Linked DNA regions of Homo sapiens: regions 2 and 3 are each linked to region 1. Evidence: chromatin loops called from intact Hi-C (ENCODE). Cell type or tissue: GM12878. All regions are shown on one strand.

Evidence for each region. Peaks named below come from ENCODE experiments on the same cell type or tissue, not always from the same donor. Only the 100,000 strongest peaks of a DNase experiment are listed, where the experiment ranks them.
Region 2: a loop joins it to region 1, with 6 times the contacts of the local background. A loop is called at or near these places in 93 of 110 quality-filtered maps.
Region 3: a loop joins it to region 1, with 28 times the contacts of the local background. A loop is called at or near these places in 21 of 110 quality-filtered maps.

Annotation. Positions count from the first base shown.
Region 1 is chr22:30,284,053-30,292,052 of GRCh38, reverse strand. CASTOR1 (cytosolic arginine sensor for mTORC1 subunit 1) reads left to right here and starts at 2,548. Exons shown (of 9, transcript NM_001037666.3): 1 at 2,548-2,668; 2 at 3,277-3,347; 3 at 4,493-4,680; 4 at 4,766-4,898; 5 at 5,105-5,228; 6 at 5,677-5,790; 7 at 5,955-6,037; 8 at 6,127-6,221; 9 at 6,365-6,936. The coding sequence starts at 2,556. The coding sequence ends at 6,433. It overlaps TBC1D10A (TBC1 domain family member 10A), which reads left to right. Exons shown (of 9, transcript NM_031937.3): 9 at 1-63. RefSeq lists an enhancer at 1,231-1,290 and silencers at 2,171-2,610, 2,811-2,890. In GM12878, CTCF peaks have their summits at 4,103 (motif pointing left) and 5,052 (motif pointing right); a DNase peak (open chromatin) is centred at 2,335; H3K4me3 peaks cover 2,262 bases; H3K27ac peaks cover 1,279 bases.
Region 2 is chr22:30,387,273-30,395,272 of GRCh38, reverse strand. RNF215 (ring finger protein 215) reads left to right here and starts at 7,862. Exons shown (of 9, transcript NM_001017981.2): 1 at 7,862-8,000. The coding sequence starts at 7,960. RefSeq lists an enhancer at 3,580-3,769 and a silencer at 7,763-8,000. In GM12878, CTCF peaks have their summits at 3,996 (motif pointing left) and 7,758 (motif pointing right); DNase peaks (open chromatin) are centred at 2,330, 3,952 and 7,789; H3K4me3 peaks cover 1,233 bases; H3K27ac peaks cover 958 bases.
Region 3 is chr22:30,104,692-30,112,691 of GRCh38, reverse strand. It overlaps HORMAD2 (HORMA domain containing 2), which reads right to left. Exons shown (of 11, transcript NM_152510.4): 6 at 876-896; 7 at 170-196. It also overlaps the pseudogene RPL36P17. Among named protein-coding and RNA genes, the nearest start is that of HORMAD2, 28 kb to the right of the region's middle. In GM12878, a CTCF peak has its summit at 3,855; no DNase peak of the experiment used is centred here.

The sequences.
Region 1 (8,000 bases):
GGGTGTTCTTTGTGTAAAATAGAAACATGGTTTTGTACAGAAATAAACAGCCTTGTATAGAGAGCTCGTGTACAGCTAGGGGCTGGGAAGGGGGTACCACCTTGGTCACCTTGGTGCTCAGCATCTCTTCTCTTTGCCCTACAGAGCCCCTTCTCCTGGGCCCCAGCCCAGCACCAGAGCCTCTCTGAGAGGTACCTTTGCCAGAGGACATGCCAAGTCCCTGGTCAGCCCCCATTCTTAACCCCCATTTTCACTCACCCCATCCCCACTGCCTTATGTCTACCTTCTGCCACAGATGAGGGACACCAGGGCTGGAGCTCAGTGCTGGGCAGAGCAGGGCGTGCTCCCTAGGCCTTGGTCCTCACCCACCCACCAAGGGGGCAGGGACTCCTAAGGAGGAGGTTTCAGGGTCTTCCTCCTTCAAGTCCTGGCCTGGATGCTACCTCAGGCTCCAGTAAGTTTCTGAGAGCTGATTCTGGGTTGGGGTCAGGGACGGGGCCCGGAGTGGAGCACCACGAATGTCCTCACAGGCTCAGCCCAGGCCCTCAGGGAGGGGGGCGAATTGTGGTTCTTTGATAAAATGCCGCCTTCGATTTACTGCCAAGTGCCAGGCTGGACTGGTCAAGTAGGCTCCATTAGCCCCATTTAACAGACGAGGAAACAGGAGCTGAATGGGAAAGCCTCAGCCGGATTTGCACCAAGAGCCCCTCACTCAGCTTCCTCTCCTGACCAGGGCTCCAGGAGACCTGACTCTGCCCTTGAGGGCCCAGGCAGGCACTGCGGTCACAACCTGATGACTGGTGAGGGCAAGGACAGGGTGTCCCTGGGAGAGGCCCCCCTTCTGCTGAGGAAGCAGCTTTTCCAGTCAAACAATAGCGCTATTCCTGGCAGATGACCAAGCTGGGCCAGGCCAGGCCATAGCGGGAGGGGGCAGGAGAGGGAGGAGCAGAGCCTCCCTGGGAGCTTTCAGCCTTCGCCTGGGCCTGGAACATCCTGTCCTGGTACAGCTGGGGATACTGAGGCCTAGGGAGGTGAAGGGTTTCAAGAGACTATCAGGGTAGGCCACTCCACTTCCTGCCTCCTTCCCCTCAGCCCCATGGTTTCCCACTCTGTCTGCACCTGCCATTGATGAGATGGGCTCAGCCTTTGAGAAGCTCCTCCTTCCCCTAGTCCTCCAGGGGATAGGCCAGGATGTGGTGGCTACATAGTGTTTCACAGGAATGTGTCAAGCCCGAGAGTCCAGGGAGGAGGCTTAGCTTGGCTTCCATCTGCCTATGGTGGGGGCTCCAGAGCAGGCAGAGGGCCTGCTTAGGCCTGCTGGGTCCCAATCAGGCCTGAGGCCTGCTTTAGTCTACTTGGTTCAAAGCCTCACATCTGAGGCCTCAGGGTGCTCAGGCCAGGCAAGGGTCCCCTGGAGCATTCTCAGCCCTGCATGGAGCCAACATGGACATGCTGATGCCTGCTTAGCCTTGGGGGGGTCTTAGACCTGTGAAGGCCTGATAAGATCTGGGGTGTCTGCCAGTGCCGGGGGCCTCCTTGAACCTGAAGCAAGTTTAGATGTGCACAGGCTAGCTAAGGGCTGCAGGCTTTGGGGCTCAAGTTTCAGGCTTGAGGTCTGAGTACTCACTGAACCTCAGCTGCAAGGGCCTCCCCCACCAAAGTCTGAGCACTGGGCATTACTGGCTCAAGCACTTCCGGGTTTTGTTGGTATCGAGGGACCTCAAGCCTTAGGCCTTGGCCACCTGCAGCCCCCTAACCCAAAGTATGTCGCTCAGGCAGAGGTGGCTAGGATTCTACCTCTGTGTGCCCCTGGTGAGGAGCCTTCTATTTTGAAAGTTGGATGAAAGGAACAAGTGGGGCTACCAGGCCAGGTTTCAATTTGTCAGCCCCCTCGCAAGCGGGGAAGGGTAGGTATCAATCGCAATCCTGTGTTGGCGGCCCTGCCCCCTGCAGCCATGAGAGGCAGGAGAGCGAAAGGCGCCCGGGGGACAGCGCTGCACAGCAGACCTGTGCCTCTCATTGCTCCGGGGATTTGGGGGCAGCGTTCTGGTCCTAGCCGAGCTCCAGTTTGTTTCGTGTCCCTTCTGTCTCAAGGACTTCAATCATGAAACCCACGTGTGTGCCAGAAGGACAGAAACGTCCCCTCCGGGATGCTCCCACCGGCTGCGCAGCTGGCTTTCCGCGGAAAGGGCGGAGCCCAGGGAGGGGGCGCGTCAGGGGCGGGGCCTGGAGGAGTCAGACGGGGTGGGGTCTATCCCCGAGCCAGTACTAAAAAAGGCGGAGCCGTTCGGGGCGGTCTCGGTGGGCTGGCTGGAAAGCGGGATGAGGTTCTGGCGTTAGGAGGAGGCGTGACCACCCAATAGGCTTCTCTTCCCGCGGGGCGTGGCCGTCAAGGAGCCGGACGCCGCGCCTGGCTGGGCGGGTCAGCCTCGCAGCGGGCGGCGTGGACGCGGCAGCGCAGCGGCTCCTTTAAGGCTCGGGCACCACCCCCGCCGCCCCGCCTCCCGTGCGGCCTGGGTCTAGTTGGCGGCGGGGTCGGGTCCGCGCGAGCCGCGATGGAGCTGCACATCCTAGAACACCGGGTGCGGGTGCTGAGCGTCGCCCGTCCCGGTCTCTGGCTCTACACCCACCCGCTCATCAAGCTGCTCTTCCTGCCCCGCCGCAGCCGGTGCGCGCCCGGGTTCGGGAGCGCAGATAGGGGCTGGGGGCTCTGCTCTCGCTCCGGGCCAGGGTCGGAGGATTAGGATCGCCGTAAGGCAGGCAGGCAGGCGGGCGGGAGCGGGTGGGGAGGACTCTCCCCGTCCGGCCGCCATCCGGCCTGGGGGACCGCCGCCTATCCGGCCCCGTGAGGCCCCCTCCCAGGGGCAAAGCGCAAACAGCCTGGGATGGGCAATGCTTAACTCAGTAGTGTCAAATGGGGGCATTCCTACCTGGTCACTGCGGGGAGCTCCTTCCAGGACGCCTCCCTTCATGTCAGAGGGGCTGGACTAGGGGGTCCAAGGTCCGACGCCCCTGGGGCTGTCGCCGCGGGTGTGAACCTCTCCTCCCTCCAGGAGTGGAGGGGTGGAGGGTTCCTGGAGAGGTCGGGAGGCCGGAAAGTAGCCCCCAACCCCCGAGATGGGGCTAACATCCCATTGGCCTGGAAATTAAAGGCCGAGAGGGCAAGAAGGCGCCCGGCCCAGGGTCGCGGGGGTGTCTCGGGGCAGATGGAGAGAAATCCACTCCCGACCCCTAGTTCTCCACACCAAGCTGAAGATGCTCCCCACCCCCAACCAGGTGCAAGTTCTTCAGCCTGACGGAGACCCCTGAGGATTACACGCTTATGGTGGACGAGGAGGGCTTTAAAGGTGGGGGTTGGTCTGGGGAACGGGAGTACGGGAGGGGCTTGTCGTGCTCCCCTTCTGTAGGGTTCTCACCAGTTGCTGGGATCCGTCCCAAGAGCTTAAGCCTTAAAAGCAGATGGGTCGGGGTTCGAATCCTACTCCACCACTCCCTGGCTGTGTGCCCTTGAGCAAATCACTTTCCCTCTCTGAGCTGTTTTCTCTTATGTAAAATGGGTATAGTTATGGTTCTGATACATAGGGTCCCATGAGGCCTTTATAAACTTAAAACCGCTGAGGGGCACTCAGCAGTCTTAGGCCTGCAGAAGGGCCTCTGTTATGATTCCAGTCAAGTGCTGCTGTTAGAAATCCCTGGGTATTATTTCCTCCTGGTCTTACTCTCTGGTTTGGGTCACCTCCTCCCCTGCTGGTCTGGAAACTCCAGGAGTCTGAGGGAAGGAATGCAGGAGCAGGCAGCCATCTCAGGGGAGGGTCCTGGAGGCCTCCTGGCTGTGCTGGGGTGAATAGCAGCCACCCAGGCCCTGGCCCCAGCTCAGGACTGGACGCCAGCCTGGGCCCTCCCTGGGGCCTGGAGCTGACGCCTAGCTCCTCCTCCTGCTGCTGGCCCTGCCCATCCTCACAGGCTTGGAGTCTCAGGCCAGCTAGCTGGAGCTTAGCCTGTCCCCATGCTCCACTGCAGGCCTTAGTTTCCCTGTTTTTACTTCAGAAGTCTGGGTCTGCAAAAGGGGAAGGCAATCCCCCAGCCAACCTGATCTGCGAATGCCCCCTGGTGGTGCCATGTGGTACAAAGCTTCTGCTAACCCACAGAAGACACCGTAGTGAGGTAGATATTGTCGTCCCATTTTACAGATGAGGAAACTGAGACTCAAATCACCCACCCCAGGTCATAAGACAAATTAACAAAGCTGGGATTTGAACCCAGGTCTGTCTGAATCTGGACCTCTGATCTTAAGTGGGAAGTTTCAATGCCACCAGGCCAGCACTTGAAGCCTTTCTCAGTCTTTGCACACATAGGGACTTCAGGAGCCCCAGCCTCCAGACCTGCCCTTACCTTGATGGAGCCCTCCAAGGCACAGAAAGGGAAACTGAGGCTCAGAGAGGGGCAGGGGCCAGCCTTGTAGACCCTGACCTGACATGTCCCCTGCCCACAGAGCTGCCCCCATCTGAGTTCCTGCAAGTAGCTGAGGCCACATGGCTGGTGCTGAACGTGTCGTCTCACAGCGGTGCGGCAGTGCAGGCTGCTGGGGTCACCAAGATCGCCCGTTCGGTCATCGCGCCACTGGCCGAGCACCACGTGTCTGTGCTGATGCTGTCCACTTACCAGACGGACTTCATCCTGGTGAGTTTCCTGCTGGTGCTGATGCAGAGCAGGGTGGATATAGGTACCTGGGAGCCCATGTGATGTGCCATCTGCTGTGGCCCAGGTGCGGGAGCAGGACCTGTCCGTGGTGATCCACACGCTGGCCCAGGAGTTCGACATTTACCGCGAGGTGGGCGGAGAGCCTGTGCCTGTGACGAGGGATGATTCCAGCAATGGCTTTCCCCGCACTCAGCATGGTGAGGGCCGCCCCCTGACACTTGGACTTGGGCAGGGCCTCCTCTTCCCACTGGGTCCCTTCCCTTTTGGGCCCCAGTGGGGCAGGAGGACCCCGGCCAGTTCCTGGATAGCAAGACCTGCCCCTGGCCCACGCCTCTCCCTGACTAGCCACCAGGGGGCGCCCCAGCCCACGGACACCTTTTCACCTGCTGCTGTCCTCCAGCAGGGCCCAGCCCCACGGTGCATCCCATCCAGAGCCCACAGAACCGCTTCTGTGTCCTCACACTGGACCCTGAGACGCTTCCAGCCATCGCCACCACCCTCATAGATGTCCTCTTCTACTCGCACAGGTGGACCTTGGAACTTCGTCTTTGTCCTCACAGCACTGTTCCCTACACTCTGTCCCACCACTTTCCGCCCATCTATCAGTTTTGCACCTCTTGCTTGTCCTCTCTTGGGGTTCCTGGCAGCCCATGATGCTCACTTGTGCTTCACTGATGTTCGGGGAAGGTTCTTGCCCCAAAGCTGGATCCCTTTCCAGTGGGGTCGTCTGAGCCATGCCCTGGTCTGGCCCTCTCACCGTGGAATCCTTTGTTTTTGGCACAGGCTGGGTTCATTGTCCTCCCCCATCCCCACCCACACCTTCCAGAGGGCTGGACCCTTGGGCGGGTAGCAGATATGGCAGAGCCTGCCCAGGCCACCATACCAGCTCCTTCCCAGGGTTCTGGAGGCTGATCGGGAGCAGGGGCAGTAGGCTGGGTGCCTGGTAGAGCCCCTAAACCTCCCATCCCTCCCCAGCACCCCCAAGGAGGCAGCCTCTAGCAGTCCTGAACCCAGCTCCATCACGTTCTTTGCCTTCTCCCTCATCGAGGGTTATATCTCCATTGTCATGGATGCTGAAACACAGAAAAAGTAGGTGACCCCTGACCCCGGGTGGGCCCCAGGCCCCAGCCAGTCCCAGGCAGGGAGGAGGTGGGGCATCAGACTCTGAGGTCAGCAGGTGTACCTGTCCCAGAGCTCACGGTCAGGCAGGGGTGGATGGGGGTGCCCTGCCCATCACCCATCTCCCTCCCCAGGTTCCCCAGTGACCTCCTGCTGACCAGCTCCTCGGGGGAGCTGTGGAGGATGGTGCGCATCGGTGGACAGCCCCTGGGCTTTGGTGAGGGCTGTTCCCGGTGTTGGGGGGCTGGGGAGTGTCTGGGGAGCAACCGGCATGTGCCACATGTGGCCTTCCTCCACCACCCTCAGATGAATGTGGCATCGTGGCACAGATTGCAGGTCCCCTGGCTGCCGCTGACATCTCTGCCTACTACATCAGCACCTTCAACTTCGACCACGCCCTGGTGAGCACCAAGGGCTGGGGCAGAGGGGAGAGTGAGGCCCAGAAATGTGGGCGGCAGGAGGTAGTCTCAGCTGGGCCAGGAAGTCAGGGGTGGCCCTGGCCAGCTTCCGCCTTGACCCTTCCCTCCTGCCCACCTGCCCTCAGGTGCCCGAGGACGGTATCGGCAGCGTCATCGAGGTCCTCCAGCGGCGGCAGGAAGGCCTGGCTTCCTGAGGCCCATGGGCAACAGAGCAGCCTCCCTGCTCTCCCCTCGACCCAGGCTTCCAAAGACTTCTCTAAGCTATTTCCTTAAGCTCTGGAACGAGCCCCCTGTTCTGCTGGGGACCCTCGTTCCGCTCTCTGTATGTAAGCTGCGTGCAGGCACCGGCTTTTACGCGGACACCTGTGTACACTCACAGGTGGAGTGGGCAGGTGCTAGCCTGACTGCGTGTCTGCCCATGCAGGGGAACACGGTGCTCGGGGCTTAAGCCCCCAACCCATCACTCCCTGCGCAGCCTCGGCGTTTGCACAGTCCCTGCCTGAGGCCTGAGCCATTCCCCAAAGGCTTCCTGGGCCAGCTGCCCCGCTGACCTCCGTTCTGCCTCTGGTGGGGTTGCCTTCCCTGGCCAGGTGAGTCCTGACAGTGCCTCTCCCTCCTGGGGCCTCCAAGGAAAGTATTTTGACATCTCTCTCTCTTCTGTTTTTATTGACTTGTTAATAAAGGACTTTGTAGTGACTGGGTTGGGCTACGGTCCTTGGGGGTCCTCTGGGTCTGAGTCTCAGCCATGGCTCCACCTCATGGTCCCCTCCATCTGAGGTCTTGGTCTCTCTCTGTGTAGCTGGCTGGGGGCTGGGCTCACCTGGCTTTGCCTCATTCACCTCTCACCACAGCTCAGTAAACCATCACCATTTTCCAGACGAGGAACCGAAGCTTTGAGAGGTGACATGACTTAGCCAAGGTCACATGATTCCCCTTCCCATGCCTGCCTTTGAAATCTGGGGTGTTCCCAGATTTCAGAATAGCTTCCAAATAGCCCAGAGGGTTCTGAACCTTGGCAGAGAGTCCCAGACCCTCCTGTCTGGGGAAGTCTCCCAGCCTTCCCTGTCATTGTGGATATGGCCGGCCTGCTATGAAACCCACCAAAGAGGGCCCAAAAGCACTTTTCTTTCTTCCAGCCCGCTGCCTGCTTTTTTCTGGGTCCTGCCTGAGTTCTGGCCGTCCCTCTTGTTGGCTAAGAGATCAGTCAGTTCTTAACACCAGGGCTCTCCTGGAGTCATTCCTAAAGTTCAGGGCCAGGAGGATGGGACAGGGACCTGGAGGCCACCTGGAGCCTGCTCTGTCCTCCGGGGCCGCCTCCCTGCTTGGTGAGGCTGGGATCCTGCTATTGCCTGATGGGGCCCCACAGATGACCCAGGGAGACTATCGGGTTCCCTCAGCCCAGACCCACCCATGCTCAGGCAGGGAAGAAGGGTGTGACTTCTGTGTACTCAGAGGTCGTGGTGGCTCCTCAGAAAAGCCAGAACAGGGACAGGCCTCTGGCAATGCGCCCGCCCTGCTCCTGGGGACCAGGGGTCTGGGGCCTCGGGCTACAGATCACAGGAGCCAAGAGCACAGCACAGCCTGGTGAGTGAGCAGCAGGGGCCCCCCGGGCCAGCCCTTCGCTTCAGCCTCAGTTTCCCCATGTGCATGGAGACCTAGGAGACAGCTCTTTCAGGAACATGGGGAGGGGGGCATTTCTTTGGAGTTTGACTTTTTTTTTTTTTTTTAATGGAGTCTCGCTCTGTCTCCCAGGCTGGAGTG
Region 2 (8,000 bases), 100 kb before region 1:
TACCTTCAGATCTAGCTTGTCACTTAAGTGTGGGACAATCCTCTAAGGTAGGCAGGTCAGGTGACTTATTGAGGAGCCTGAGGGAGAGGTGGTCATAGGTGGGCACGTGCAGAGTTGGGACTTAAACCCAAGTTTGTGGTTTCTAGGCCGTATGCTCCCAGGCCAAGGTGTGGACGGGCCTGGGAACTGCCTGCGAAAGTTACCCACGAAAGTACAAGATCACCTTCACCCAGCAGGATACAGCCCTCCCCGCATCTGAAGTTACCCAAATAAAAGCCTCGGTAAAGAACCCTTCCCCAGGCCTGCCCTTCCCAGGTTCAACAGCTGCCTCTTTCTTCTTCCTCCACTGAGACTTAACCTACTTCTGGCCCACCATAAAACAGCTAGTTAATTTGATCATATAAATCCTAAATAGGCCCAGGCTCGGTTGCTCACACCCGTAATCCCAGCACTTCGGGAGGCTGAAGTGGGTGAATCACCTGAGGTCAGGAGTTCAAGACCAGCCTGGCCAACATGGTGAACCTCGTATCTACTAAACATACCAAAAAAAAAAAAATTAGCCAGGCATGGTGGCACACACCTGTAGTCCCAGCTACTTGGGAGCCTGAGGCAGGAGAATCGCTTGAACCCAGGAGGTGGAGGCTGCAGTGACCCAAGATGGCACCATTGCATTCCAGCCTGGGCGACAAAGCAAGGCTCTGTCTCAAAAAAAAAAAAAAAAAAAAAAAAAACCTAGCCAGGCACAGTGGCTCACGCCTGTAATCCCAGCACTTTGGGAGGCTGAGGCGGGTGGATTACCTGAGTTCAGGAGTTTGAGACCAGCCTGGCCAACATGGTGAAACTAAAAATACAAAAATTAGCCGGGCATGGTGGCGGGCGCCTGTAAACCCAGCTACTTGGGAGGGTGAGGCAGGAGAATCGCTTGAACCCAGGAGGCAGAGGTTGCAGTGAGCCGAGATCACGTCACTGCAGTCCAGCCTGGGCAACAGGAGAGAAACTCGGTCTAAAAAAAAAAAAAAAAAAAAACAAGCAAACAAACAAAAACACATAAATAAATAATCTGGTGAAGTCCTGGAGCTGGCTAACAAGAGAGAGTCCCTCCTTCCCATCCCCACTTTTTCTCCATCCCCTAATCCCTGCCCTACAGTTCTTCCTCCCTGCTAGGTATGTTGCACCCCTGCTCAAGAATCTTCAATGGCTCCCCGGTTCCTTCCTGAGTTGACTCAATCCCACTGATCTGCATTTGAGGCCTACCCCCACCCCAGCCCAGCATTCCTTGTGGCACCAACGGCCACTTGCCCTCTCCACACACTTCATTTCAATCTGAGAAGCTTCCCACTGTCCCTTAGACACACCTCTGCCCTCCTGCCTCTGTGAGAGCTGCTGCTGTGTCCTGTATCCTCCTGCCAGGTCTTCCCCAGCCCTCAAGACTCTGATCAAATACTGTTTCCAGGAGCTTCTCCCTGAGCTACCCAATGCAACACGACCTCTGCCAACCAGAAGTCCCCTTTCCTGGCCTTGATGTGGACTATTTTGCATTGTAGTGGCAACTCTCAGGGAATAGCATGGCCCAACAGGAAGAACCAGGCCTCCTGGGTCAGGCAGGCTGGAGGGGAGAACCTTCTGTGATGGGTGTGTTGCTCTGGGTATATCTTGCTGGGGACTTTGCTTAGGGGAACATAGAGTGTGAACAACTTAAAGAAGGCTGGTGGCACGCAGAGATCTAGAAGCGTTGGGATGGCAGTCCTAGCGTTGACAGAGCCCTGTGCTTCAGATTCTTCTGGGGGGCAGCTCTGGGCACAGGAAGGAGCACTGGACCGGGAGTCTGGTGTGTGGGCTGGAGACCATGTTCTTGCTTAATGTGCTGCCGTGACTATTCCACAAGACGCATATTTGGGGGTCTCCTCAGGGCTGCTGGCCGTGCCCTCTAGACCTTGGTTGTTTCCTCACTAAAATGAGGGCACTGGCCTTGAGATCAGAGGCCTCCTGCGTGCCCTGGCCTCAGAATCTGTGGTGCCAGGGGGAAGGGGGTGGCACAGAGATTGGCATTGTGATTTGAGAGTTGGAAAGAACAGTCTTTTAAACTCTTCACAAATATTTGTGGAACACTCTACTTCCACGGGGCCAGGGCAGCGCGAACTCTCTGGAAAACCCTTGTGCCTGCGGGCAGCCATGCAGAAAAGCCCTGGCCCCAACCTCCTCCCCTCCTCCCAGCCCAGCCCTGTGGGGCTTGCAGCTGCCTCAAGTCACCTGCCTCCTCTGGGTGTCTGTGATCTGGGGAGAGAACTAATCCCGCCACTGTGAGAATTCCAAGTGAAATAATGGCTGGGGAAGTGGTGGGCGCACACAGGTGAGGGATTATTATTCTATCATGTTGCTTCTGAAGGCACAACAGAGAGTGAGAAACTAAGCCTGTCTGGCTCCTCCCCCGAGCCCCACTTCCTCCTCACTTCTGCAGTCCAGCCTGGCTTTGCAAAGAAACAAAATCCTCTCCCCACCCCACTTCCCACACTCGAACCCCTGATTAAGTCCCTTACCTTCCTGGGTATCACTGTCTAATCCCTAAGCCCTTTCTCACCAGTCTCCAGTTGTCTCCAAGAGCCAAATCCCTTTAGAATGAGGTGGCCCAGATAGCTGTGAGCACAGAGGCTGGGGGCAGGGAGCTGGGACCTCAGGAGTCCCCCAGAGGGGAGGGGAGGGCCGGAGGGGTGCTGGGGCCCCTGCTATGGCTCTGGCACTAGCTGGCAGGAGCCTGGGGACTTCGCTTGGGAAGGATGGGTTGCCATTTCCACCCCAAATAGAGCTAAAATAGAGTCCAGATTCGGTAGGCAAGCTTGTTCCCACACCAGTGACCTCTCAGAGCAGAATGGCATAGGAGTGGGCCCACCAACTCTGGAACCAGACTACCTAGGTTTGGGTCCGGGTTCTATAACCTAGCAAAGTTACTTGACCTCTGCCTCAATTTCTCATCTGTAAAATGGCAGTGATAATCTTACTACCTCATGTGATTGGAATGAGATTAAATGAGCGAATTCATGAAAAAAACGTTGAAGAGTACCTGGAACACTGTAAAGCTATTGGCTGTTTTTTTAAATTTTTTGTGGGTTTCTTTTTGTAGAGATGGGGGTCTCACTATGTTGCCCAGGCTGGTCTTGAACTCTTGGCCTCAACTGATCCTCCCACTGTGGCCTCCCAAACTGCTGGGATTGCAGGCATGACCCACTGTACCCAGCTGGTATCAGCTGTTTTCACTTGCATTCTCTGTTTCTTCTCTTGAATATTCTTGCCATTCAGGTGCCAGCCCACACACCACCTCTTAGAGAGGTCTCCCTTCCCTGGTAATGAGGTTGAAGTGGCCTCTGGCCCCCAGCCCCTCTCTGAGGCTATTTTATCTCATTCCTGTGGCACCTACCGTGGCCTGAAATGATCTTGCTTGTGTATGTGGTTATGGTTTTCTCTCTGTTCTCAAGGGCAGAAGCCATTGCTGGTCACGGTCACTGCTCCATGCCCAGTGCCTAGCACCGAGAAGTCCTTTGATATCCATTTGTGGGCATGACGCTCACCCTGTCCCTGAGAGCTGGACCCAAGGAAGGAGCAGGACCCCCTCTACTTTACAGCCCATGCCACAGTTAAGCTGCGGCTACTTTGCATCTGCCCTGTGTGATCTTGAGTGAGTCATCGACCCTCTGAGCATCTGGGTGAGTGGAGGGAGGTGGCAGATGGAACTAGGCAATCAAGGGACACTTTAAGATCTTCTAAGACAACTTGTTTTATGTGCTGGGCCTCATGTCCATAAGGTAAAGGAATCTTAGGGACCTCCATGTTCTAAAAATACCACCACCTCAGGCCTAGCCGTCCCTGTGGCCACTGGGCCAGAAGCCCCCACTGATGGTGACACATTTCCATGAGTTAGGCATTGTCTGCTTCAAGGCCCTTTTTGTACAAAACAAAGTCACTGGGCCCCATGTGGCCACATTCCCCAGGGACCAGCCTGCCACCTGGTGGCAGCTTGATTACATTGGCCTCTTCCTCATAGGTGGGGCCCAGGTTCATGCTCACTGGAATAGACACATATTCTAGATGTGGATTTGCCTTCCCTGCCCTTCATCCTTCTGCCAGCACCACCATCTGTGTACTCACGGAATGCCTTTTTTTTGGCATTTGCACAGCCTGGTGTGTGACCAAATAACTCATTTCACAGCAAAGGAAGAGAAGCAGAGGGCTCAGGTTCACGGAATTCAAGGGCCTTGTCATACACCCCATTCCTGGTACCAATTCTAAAACATTTCATCCTCATCACCACCCCCTTCCACTGCTGAGGTAACATATTCCATGCCTCACACTTTCATTAGTAGCTTTGTTTCTTCCTAGGTCCCCCTGCAACTTTACAGAATAAGGAGAGACAGAGGAATTGGGGCCTTCTCCATGCAGGTCTCTGCCCAGCCCAGGGCCAGGAAACCTTGTATCCCAAGAAACAAGCTACTTGGAATCACAGCATGTCTGATGAAAGGCCCTCCCAAGTCATTTAGTCCAAGCTCCCATTTTACAACTGAGGACACAGGCCAAGAAAACGGAAGTGGCTTGCCCAGAGGCCCATGGTGAGAGAGTGACAGTCCTGTCCGCTCTAGCTCCCCACCCTCTCTTGGGAGTTTGGATCTGCGGGTTGGGCTACTCCAGAGAGAGCCCACAGGGCTGAGGGTCCTGTTGTCCATCCCTGGGAGCAGGGTGCCTGCATGTCTCTTAGCTGGCATCCCTTCCCCCGCTTCTGGGGTCCTCCAGTCCCCTTCTCCTCAGATACTCCACTCCCAGGCAGGGCCTCAAGGTCACTCGTCTCCTTGCAGTCAATCTCCCACCCTTGGCTGCCTCACTTCCTGGGCTTACACTGCACTCTGCCCCCCGCCAGCATTGGCTCCAATCTTTACTGTTTCTTTACCCACCCCCTAACCCTCCTCACCCCAAAGCAGCAGAAGGCCCCTGGCTGGGCTGAGCTACACCCACCCACGTTGAGGTAACATCCTCCAGCTCTTGTTCCTTCTGCGATAACCAGGGGTTACCCCATGGAAGAACACACCACAGGGAACTGGTTACCCACCAAGTTTGCAAGGGGGCTCCGGCTCCCACTGATGGAAGGCTAGGATGTGGATATTTGTAGGGAAGCAGAACTGTGTTCTAGGTGGGGGACAAGCGTGAACAAGGACCTGCATCTGGTTGGAGTGTGTATGTTGAGGGGTGACTAGGTCAGTGGGGTGAAGGGTAGGGAGAAAGTGGGGACAGGGCAGGCAGAACATGGAGCCAAAGACCTGGCTGATTACAGGGTGCATCCTTGCAACCCTGTTGTTGGGGCTGACAGATGGGCTGGGACAGTCACAGAAATGGAGAAGCAAGCCTCTTCACGGGCACCACGGGGCTTCCACAGTGCATTTTGTAGCTTATGAAGAGTGCTTTCCCACATATGAAAAAACGTTAGTAACATATCCAATTAGTGATCCTTTATCCTTGGGCGATACATTCCAAGATCCTCAGTGGATGCCGGAAACCTCAGGTAGTGCTGAAAACATACTGTGTTTCTTCAATCTGATAACTCTGAGGCCTACTAAGTGACTAACAGGTGGTAACATTTACAGCGTGGGGAGGATTCATATCCAGGGAGGGATGGAGAGGAAGGGCAAGAGATTTCATCATGCTACTCAGAACAGCATGCAATTTAAAACTTATGAACTGTTTATTTCTGGAATTTTCCATTTAATATTTTTTTGGACCTCGGTTGGCTGAAGGTAACTAAAACCTCAGGTAAGGGGAGACTACTATAGACCAATGGAACAGAACAGAGAATCTAGCTACGTGCAGTGGCTATTGCCTGTAAGCCCAGCACTTTGGGAGGCTGAGGCAGGCAGTTCCCTTGAGCCCAGGAGTTCAAGACCAGCGTGGGCAACATGGTGAAACCCTGTCTCTACAAAAAAAAAAAAAAAAAAAAAAAAAATTAGCTGGGCATGGTGACACACCCCTGTGGTCTCAGCTACTTTGGAGGCTGAGGTGGGAGAATCAGTTGACCCTGGAGGTTGCAATGAGCTGAGAAGGCACCATTGCATTCCAGCCTGGGCAACAGAGAGAGACCCTGTCTCAAAAATAAATGCATAAATAATTTTTTAATGCTTAAACTTTTACTTTTCTTATTTAGGTCTTTAATCTATATGGAATTCATATTTTGTATATGATGTGTATGTAATAGGGGTCTAATTTCTTCTCCTAATGGTTAATTCAATTTCTTAGCACAATTTACCAAACAGTCCATGCTACTGCCTCCTTGTATCTCCACAAACACAATGTTTCCTCTGATGTACACCATCTTTAGATGTGTGGGTCAGTTTCTGGCCTATTTCATGTTCCATTTGTCTGTCTTTAGGCTGATATCGGGGGCTGTCTTATATACCCGTCTCACACTTCTTCAGGAGCAACTTGGTCATCCCATATCAGTGTTCCTACAGGTGTTCACTGTAAAATTCTTTCAATTTTTCTGGAGAAAAAAGAGTGTTGTGGCTCATCTGGCCCAGGTTGGAGTGCAGTGGCACCATCTCAGGTCACTGCAAGCTCCGCCTCCCGGGTTCACGCCATTCTGCTGCCTCAGCCTCCCGAGTAGCTGGGACTACAGGCGCCTCCCAACATGCCCGGCTATTTTTTTGCATTTTTAGTAGAGACGGGGTTTCACCTTGTTAGCCACGATGGTTTCGATCTGCTAACCTCATGATCCGCCTGCCTCAGCCTCCCAAAGTGCTGGGATTACAGGCGTGACCCACCGCGCCCTGCCCACCATACAATTTTTAAAGGCTCAGGTTTCAGACTGAGCCAGCTCCCAGCAGCCCCAACCCTTGGAGAAACGGACAAGTTTTAGAACAGTAGTGGAACTTCCACATTCCAGTAGACATTTGAGTTATTTGCTGGGGGTGAGGCAGTGTTGATTGTACATGGTGCTTATTTATTTATTTATTTATTTAGAGACGGAGTTTCACTCTTGTCGCCCAGGCTGGATTCCAATGGCGCGATCTCGGCTCGCCGCAACCTCCGCCTCCCGGGTTCAAGCGATTCTCCTGCCTCAGCCTCCTGAGTAGCTGGAATTACAGGCATGCGCCACCACGCCCGGCTAATTTTGTATTTTTAGTAGAGACGGGGTTTCTCCATGTTGGTCAGGCGGGTCTCGAACTCCCGACCTCAGGTGATCCGCCCGCCTCGGCCTCCCAAAGTGCTGGGATTACAGGCGTGAGCCACCGCGCCCGGCCTATGGTGCCCATTTCACAGATGAGGGAAGTGACCCAGCCTCTCGGTCCCACTGAGGCACTGAGTCCCTGCCTGCTTCGTTTTGCCTTGCCCCCCAGCCCCTTTCCCCTGCCCCTCTATCTCCCCTGTCGGCTTCCCACGCCAGTCTCTGGTTCTCTGCCTCCTGCTGTTTAGTGGGGTCGAGACAGGGAGGACCGGGGAAGAGAGGGATGTGACTTGGCCCTGGCCACCCCGTGGGTCCACGGGGCTGCCGCAGAACAAGGGCCTGCCACCAGGCCCCTTAGACATCCCTTGCTCCTGCCCTTCTCAGGCTCTGATCGTGTCTCTGCTCCCCCAGGTCGCCCTTTCCAACTATTTTCCTGTCTGCCCCGCTGACGCGTCCGCTGCCGAAGCACCTCCTCTCTCTGACTTTCCGCCTTCCCGCTGCGACCCCGGTTTTGCCCCTCTCCAGCTCCCTCAGCCGCGGGCACCTGAGCTCTCCGCGGCCACCAGGGGGCGCCCGCGGCCCAGTCTGGGCGCGAGAGCCGCCAAGCGCCCACTCCGTTCCTCCTGGTGCCCCGCCCCGTCCGGCCGCGGCCCCGCCCCTCCCGGCGCCCCGCCCCGTCCGGCAGCGGCCTCGCTCCCTCCGATCCCCCCCGCGCCCGGGACCCCTGGCCCCACTGTTGGGCCAGCTCGCCGGGTCCGGCCATGGGCCCCGCCGCTCGCCCCGCGCTGAGATCGCCGCCGCC
Region 3 (8,000 bases), 180 kb after region 1:
ATAATAAGAGATTGGTCAAGTTTAGAGTAAAATATACTGAAAGAGCCCACTATTAGTTCCTCTGCTCATATGGTAGTCTAGTAACAAAATCTATAGCCTCAACTCAGAAAAACATCTTAAAATATAATATACATATACTACCCACCTATACGTTTGTGTGTGTTCTTACCTCAGATCCCATGGGATCTGTGTAAAGCTGTATAAGGGAAAATAAACATCATTTAATTTCTGGAATTTACTAGATTACTCCTCATCAAATACCTTTTTTATATAGAGTTCAATTTGTGTTCTATTAGTTGAGTACAGACATATATTTTAAGCTAGAGATAGGATATGCTTATTTTGTGAATGTAGAGTCTTTAGAATATTCTGTGAACACTGAATAAAAGGAAATTAATAATGAAGGATTCATAATTACCATGACTAAGCTACAAATAAATTCTAAATAATCCATTATGGTTTAAAATTTGTTCAATAAATCATAGATCTAAGACTCTCAGTGGTATCTTCTCATTTTCTATTCTTAACTATGTATAACATGTTAAACTCAGAGGTATACAAAATTTCAAAAGAGTCTACCAAACTTCAAAAACAAAAAATTTGGAGTCTGTAAAGTAACTAAAAAAATAAAATCCTGAGAGCCAATAAATGAAGCAGATAGTATAGCCTATACATTTTCCCATGTATTATACCAAAGAAATATACAATTCATAATCTTTTATTAAACTTCTGATAGATCCTATGTTTTTAATTCCAAGACAGATTAAAAAAAAAAAGTCAGGGAGGAAGAGGGAGAGTACTGTTTTAATGTTTCACTTGCCAAAAGACAATGAAATAGAGACAGAGGCTTGGTCTTTAAATGAGTGTGTACTTACTGTCAGTACTGCCATACGTAGCTTCAAGAGAAAGAAAAAAAAACTATTATTATTACATACTTGCACCTATATTATCATTCTTTTCAATAGACTAATTAAAATATTATTTCAGAGAGGTTCGAAAGATTTGGGTAGGAAAAAAATATCCAGAAGGCCAGAAGAAAAAGGATACAGTCATCCCTCAGTATCTGAGAAGGAATTAGTTCCAGGACTCCCTATGAATACCAAAATCCATGTGTACTCAAGTACCTCAGGGAGTATATGAAAAGTCAGCCTTCCATATCTGGGTTTCACATCTACAGATACTGTATTTTCCTTTTTCTTTTTTTTTGAGACAGAGTCTCACTCTGTCACCCAGGTTGGAGTGTTGTGGCATGATATCGGCTGACTGCAACATCTGTCTCCCAGGTTCAAGGGATTCCCCTGCTTCAGCCTCCTGAGTAGCTGCGATTACAGATGCCCGCCTCAATGCCCGGCTAATTTTTGTATTTTCAGTAGAGATGGGGTTTTGCCATGTTGGCTAGGCTGGTCGTGAACTCCTGACCTCAAGTGATCCTCCCATCTTGGCCTCCCAAAGTGCTGGAATTACAGGCATGAGCCACTGTGCCCAGCCTGTAGTATTTTCTTTTTCTTTCTTTCTTTCTTTCTTTTTTTTTTTTTTTTTGACAGAGTCTTGCTCTGTCACCAGGCTGGAGTACAGTAGCGTGATCTTGGCTCACTGCAACCTCCTCCTCCCGGGTTCAAGCGATTCTCCTGCCTCAGCCTCCTGAGTAGCTGGGATTACACGCATGCACCACCACGCCCAGCTAATTTTTGTATTTTTAGTAGAGACAGGGTTTCACCATGTTGGCCAGGATGGTCTCGATCTTCTGACCTTGTGATCCACCCACCTCGGCCTCCCAAAGTGTTGGGATTACAGGCGTGAACCACTGCCCTGGCCCCGTCCTGTATTTTCAATCCACCTTTGGTTGCAGATGTGGAAGCCACAGATACAGAGGGCCAACTGTATTTATTGAAAATAATCCATATATAAGTGGACCTGTGAAGCTCAAACCCATGTTGTTCAAAGGTCAACTGTACTTTTTTCCAGGAAGGTCAAAATTAATTTTATGCTAAAAGTATATTATATGAGGCCGGGTGCGGTGGTTCACGCCTGTAATCCTAGCACTTTGGGAGGCCAAGGTGGGTAGACTGCCTGAGCTCAGGAGTTTGGGATCAGCCTGGGAAACATGGTGAAACTCTGTCTCTACTAAAATACAAAAAATTAGCCAGGCATGGCGGCTTGTGCCTGTAATCCCAGCTACTTGGGAGGCTGAAACAGGAGAATTGCTTGAACCTGGGAGGCAGAGGTTGCAGTGAGCTGAGATCACGCCATTGCACTCCAGCCTGGGCGACAGAGCGAGATTCCATCTCAAAAAAAAAAAAAAAAAAAAGTATATGCTCACAATTCGATAGCAATTTTTTTGCATTATAAAGGGGAATTTCCTAGATATCTGAAAACTGATTCTTTCCTATAATTTTTTCTTTTTTTCTCTCCATTTCTGAAAGACTAGCATTTTTTAATTGATATATAATAGTTGTACATATTTTGGGGGTACATGTGATATTTTGATACCTGTATATAATGTGTAATGAGTTCAACTGTATTTTAAATCATTTCTAGATTACTTATAATACTTAATACCATGTAAATGCTATATAAATACTTGTCACACTGTATTTTTTATTTGTATTATTTTTATTGTTGTACTGTTATTTTTTCTAAATATTTTCCAGTTGGTTGAATCTGTGGATGTAGAATGCTCTGATACATGGAGGGCCAACTGTACTAACTATTCACTCATTCAAGTGAGAGTCCATTACGTACACAGGGCTCTGCTAGAGACGAGAGGGACACAAAAAAGATAACTATCCCTACCCTTAAAAAGTTATATTCTAGTTCTGGAGGCAAAAGGTATACAAAATAATTCATTATTACTAAATAATTAAATATGCAACAAGTACCTCAAAAAGTGTCCCATTTGAAACTAATCTACTAAAGTAAAAACATCTTATATGTCTATAAAGTCCTTGTCCTCTCTACATATACACTACTATGAACAGATTATCTCTGCTTGAAAGAGTAACATATAGAGATAGAAATATAATCAAGCCAATGATAATTGTTTTTAAAAACTAGAATACAAATCAGAAAATTTCAGGCCAGTCACAGTGGTTCTTGCCTGTAATCCCAGCACTTTGGGAGCCCAAGGTGGGCAGATCATTTGAACCCAGGAGTTCAAAGCCAGCCTGGGAAACATGGTAAGATGCCATCTCTACAAAAAGTAAATAATTAGCTAGGCATAGTGGTGCACACTTGTGGTCCTAGCTACTTGGGAGGCTGAGGCAGGAGGATTGTTTGAGGCCTGGAAGTTGAGGCTGCAGTGAGCTGTGATTGTGCCAATGCACTCCAGCCTAAGCAACAGAGTGAAACCCTATAAGAAAGAAAGAGAGGGCCGGGCATGGTGGCTCACGCCTGTAATCCCAGCACTTTGGGAGTCTGAGGCCGGAGGATCACAAGGTCAGGAGTTTGAGACCAGCATGGCCGACATGGTGAAACCCCGTCTCTACTAAAAATACAAAAAATTAGCCAGGTGTAGTGGCAGGCACCTGTAATCCCAGCTACTCGGGAGGCTGAGGCAGGAGAATCACTTGAACCCGGGAGGCAGAGGTTGCAGTGAGCCAAGACCACGCCACTGCACTCCAGCCTGGGCAACAGAGAGAGACTCCAAAAAAAAAAAAGAAGAAAGGAAGGAAGGAGGGAGGGAAGGAGGAAAGGAAAGAAAGGAAGGAAAGAGAGAAAGGAAGAAAAAGAAGAAAGGAAGGAAGGAAGGAAAGAAGGAGGGAGGGAGAGAAAGAGAGAGCGAGAGAAAGAAAGAGAAAAGAAAAAAAATTTCAGAACCATAATTTCATATCAAAGGACTAAAACTTTACTGCCACTGTGTGGCCATTTTGATTACTGCATATAAACTCATACATTACTTAATTGAGTTCATTTATTTATGCATTCATTCAAAAATAGACATGGTCCCAATCTCAGGGAACATTTAGACTAGCAGGGGAGAACAACGTTAAACAACAAAAAAATAGCAAAGATAGCTACATCATTAACATTGTGTTCATTGCTATGAAGAAGCAGCATGGGATGCTATGAGAACATGAAATAAAGGGACCATCTAGGCTAGGGAGGAGGGTGTCAGGGAGGGAAGTATTTACTTCCCTAGGGAAGTAAATATTTAAGCTGAGACTTGACAGATAAATTGGAGTTAGCCAGGCAAGGTGTATGGGGCAGGGGAGAGAAGTTTCCAGGCAAGAGGAACAATATATGCAAAGGTAAAAGGAGCTTGGCATGTTCTAGATTCTTTGTGTGGCTTGAACATGGGAATGACAGTGATGCCCTGGACAGGAAGATAGGGATCATACAGGCCTTGCAGACCATGTGAAGGACCCTGAACTTTATTTTAAAAGCTGTGGAAAATTTTTAGGCAAAAGAATGACATGATCAGACTTGGGTTTCTGAAAGTATGCAGTGTGGACAGTGGGTTGGAATGGTGAGGGATTGAGAATGCGAATAAGGAAACAAGCTAGATAGCTATATACAATATAGTCTCTTTTTTTACAATAATTATCTGCAACACTGATATGTACTTATTTTGAAGAATTCAAGCATAATATAAAGTACAAAATAAGTATAAAAATCACCCAAAATTGAAACCCCATCTCTACTTTAAAAATACAAAAATTAGCAAGGCATGGTGGCACGTGCCTGTAGTCCCAGCTACTTGGGAGGCTGAGGCAGAAGAATTGCTTGAACTCGGGAGGCAGAGGTTGCAGTGAGCCGAGATCACACCACTGCACTCCAGCCTGGGCAATAGAGCGAGACTCCGTCTCAAAAAAAAAAAAAATCACACAAAATTTCATAACTAGAAATAATCATGCTCTTACAGGGGAACACCTTTCAAGATCTCTAGATACTCAAATCTGATTTTACTCAAACTATTTTCATTTATTTATTTATTTATTTATTTGAGATGAAGTTTCGCTCTGTCGCCCAGGCTGGAGTGCAGTGGCATGGTCTCAGCTCACTGCAACCTCTGCCTCCTAGGCTCAAGCAATTCTCCTGCCTCAGCCTCTCGAGTAGCAGGGATTATAGGCACCAGCCACCATACTCAGCTAATTTTTTGTATTTATAGCAGAGACAGGGTGTCACCATGTTGCCCAGGCCGGTCTCAAACTCCTGGGTTCAAGAGATCCACCCGTCTCAGCCTCCCAAAGTGCTGGGATTACAGGTGTGAGCCACTGTGTTCGGCCTCAAACTACTTTTAAAACATATCATACCAGCTACAAGATCACCTGAGGAAAGTTATAAAAGATTAACAACTGAAAAACAATATAAATACTATTTACTTAAGAGACTAAGTCATCTATCTAAAATTTTGTCTTTTGATCTCTCCAAAACAAGCTATTTTGACTGAGTCAGTCATACAGGTAGACATTTAGTAAAATAAATTTATCAAACTAGCTAGATACTCTTTGTACATTATACTGCTATTTTAGTACATGTAATACTTATAATTTTTTATTTAAGAAGTGACCCTATTATATTATGACCTCCCTGGGAGTGGAATCACATTTTACTCTCATTATTATCTCATCCAATGCTTAGGCACAGTGTCTGGCACAGATTAAATAGCCAATGTATAAAGAATGAATGTTTAACACATACATAGTATTTGTTATGTGCCAGGCATTGTTCTAACCATTTTAGATCAGTGGTTTTCAAATTATGGTCCCTAGACCAGCAGTCAAGAGCATCTCTTATAATTTGTCTGAAATGCAAATTCTTACATCAGAAATTTTGAGGTGAGGCTTCACAACATGTGTTTTAACAAGTCCTCCAGGTGATTCTGATGCAAGCTAAAGTTTGAGAACCACTGCTTTAGATTATTAACTCATTTAATTATCAAATATCCTTAACAAGTGGATTCTATTATTATCCCCATCTTATATGCAAAGAAACTAAGGTACCAAAAGGTAGGTTACGTGCCAAAGGTCACACAGGTGTTAAGTGACAGAACTGGGATTCTTCAGACCATCTGACTCCAAAACTTGAAGTTCTAACTATATTGTACTGCCCCTCAATGAGGAACAGTCAGGAAATGCTGCTAAATGAATGGATGAAGGGGAATGAGTGAGCACTGTTCAGTATAACAGTGATGGCCGTCTCCCCCTCTCAATCTGTCCAAATATTCAGGGCCTCCAAAGCTCAGAGGCTATTTTCTCTCAAAAGATTTCTCTCATGTTTCTCACAGGGTATAGTGCCTCCTTTCCCATACTTCCCATTGCATATGATCATTATCTGTCTTTTGGCATGCATCACTTTCTAATGAGCATTATAGGGGTGATTGAAATATCTCTGATATTTTTACATAAAAATATCAAATTGATATAAAAAAATCAATATATAGTCTGGGTGAAGTGGTTCATGCCTGTAATCCCAGCATGTTGGGAGGCTGAGTTGGGCAGATCACTTGAGGTCAGGAGTTCGAGAGAAGCCTAGCCAACATGGTGAAACCCCATCTCTACTAAAAATACAAAAATTAGCCGAGTGTGGTGGTGCATTTCTGTAATCTCAGCTACTTAGGAGGCTGAGGCAGCAGCATCGCTTGAACCTGGGAGGCGGAGGTTGCAGTGAGCCAAGTTTGCGCCACTGCACTCCAGCCTGGGCAACAGAGTAAGACTCTGCCACACACTCACAAAAAAATTAATAAATAAACATGTAAAGCCCAATATGACATAGATACTGGCCAATCAGAAAGGATGCCAATTTGGCTCTAGAGCTGGCCTCCTGGAAGCAACGTTCGGACTAGATATTAACCCTTTGGTTACTGGATTTTGGAGTGTTCTGGAGAGATCCCAAAAGAGACACTGTAAGGTGATGGGGAGGATATTGATGGGGAGCCACATGAGGTCTCAGAAAAGTAGCTATTCACCATTCAATACAGAAATATTTCAATATTTTAAGAGCAGATACAGCTGAGTCAGTATGTAACAGCTGATCATCAGCCCTGCATATGAATTCACTTATCTTCTGCCATGGTTACAAGCTCTTTCCCACTTCTGTTTTATCTTTGTATCCCTAGGTCCCTCTGGTCAGTGTTGAATAAATCATAAGTAACAAATGTGCAGTGGAAATAGAAATGTATGAATTTGCTAAATAATCCAGTGTAAGGCTTCCTGACCTCAAGATTTCTTAAAGGAACAGGAATTGAGGAGTAAAAAGAAGACATAGATGGAGAAAGTGGGGAAAAGCAGTGGCGGAAATTTCAAATACTTACAGGCCTTGGCTGTCACTGGAGAGCAGCAGCCATGGTTCTGCTTTATCCTACAGCCATGGGCCTCAACAAGGGCCACAAGGTGACCAAGAATGTGAGCAAGCCCAGGCCCAGCTGCCATCGCAGGTGCCTGACCAAACACACCAAGTTCATGCGGGATATGATCTGAGAGGTGTGTGGCTTCACCCTGTATGGGCAGCATCCCATGGAGTAGCTCAAGGTCTCCAAGGACAAAAGGGCCTTCAAGTTCATCAAGAAAAAGGTGGGAACACACATCCGCACCAAGAGGAAGTAGGAGGAGCTGCGCAATGTCCTGGCCACCATGAGGAAAGCCGCTGCCAAGGACTGAGCCCCCTGCCTTGCCCTGCCCTCTGTTCATAATAAAAGCTTCACAGAAAAAAAAAGAAAAAGAGAAATTTCATTTATATACATCTTGTCTCTTCAACTAGGACTAGAGCCTCCATTTTGTACACCCTTCATAGCTGTCTTGGGCAGCATGAAAGATCAGATGCACTTAAAATTTAAGCTGTATTTTTTTAAAATTTGAGGTACAATACTAGCTATTGTAAGGGAATAGATTATACTTATGAACAAAATATAGTTACCAAAATAACTAAGACAGAATAAAAACCAATTATTCAAGTCAATTTTTTCCTTTCATATCTGCAAATTGAATCACCACTATTCTAAATTTGTTCAATGCACTAAATGCCAGATTCTTGTCTCTCCTGTCCCACATCCTGTGGATCTC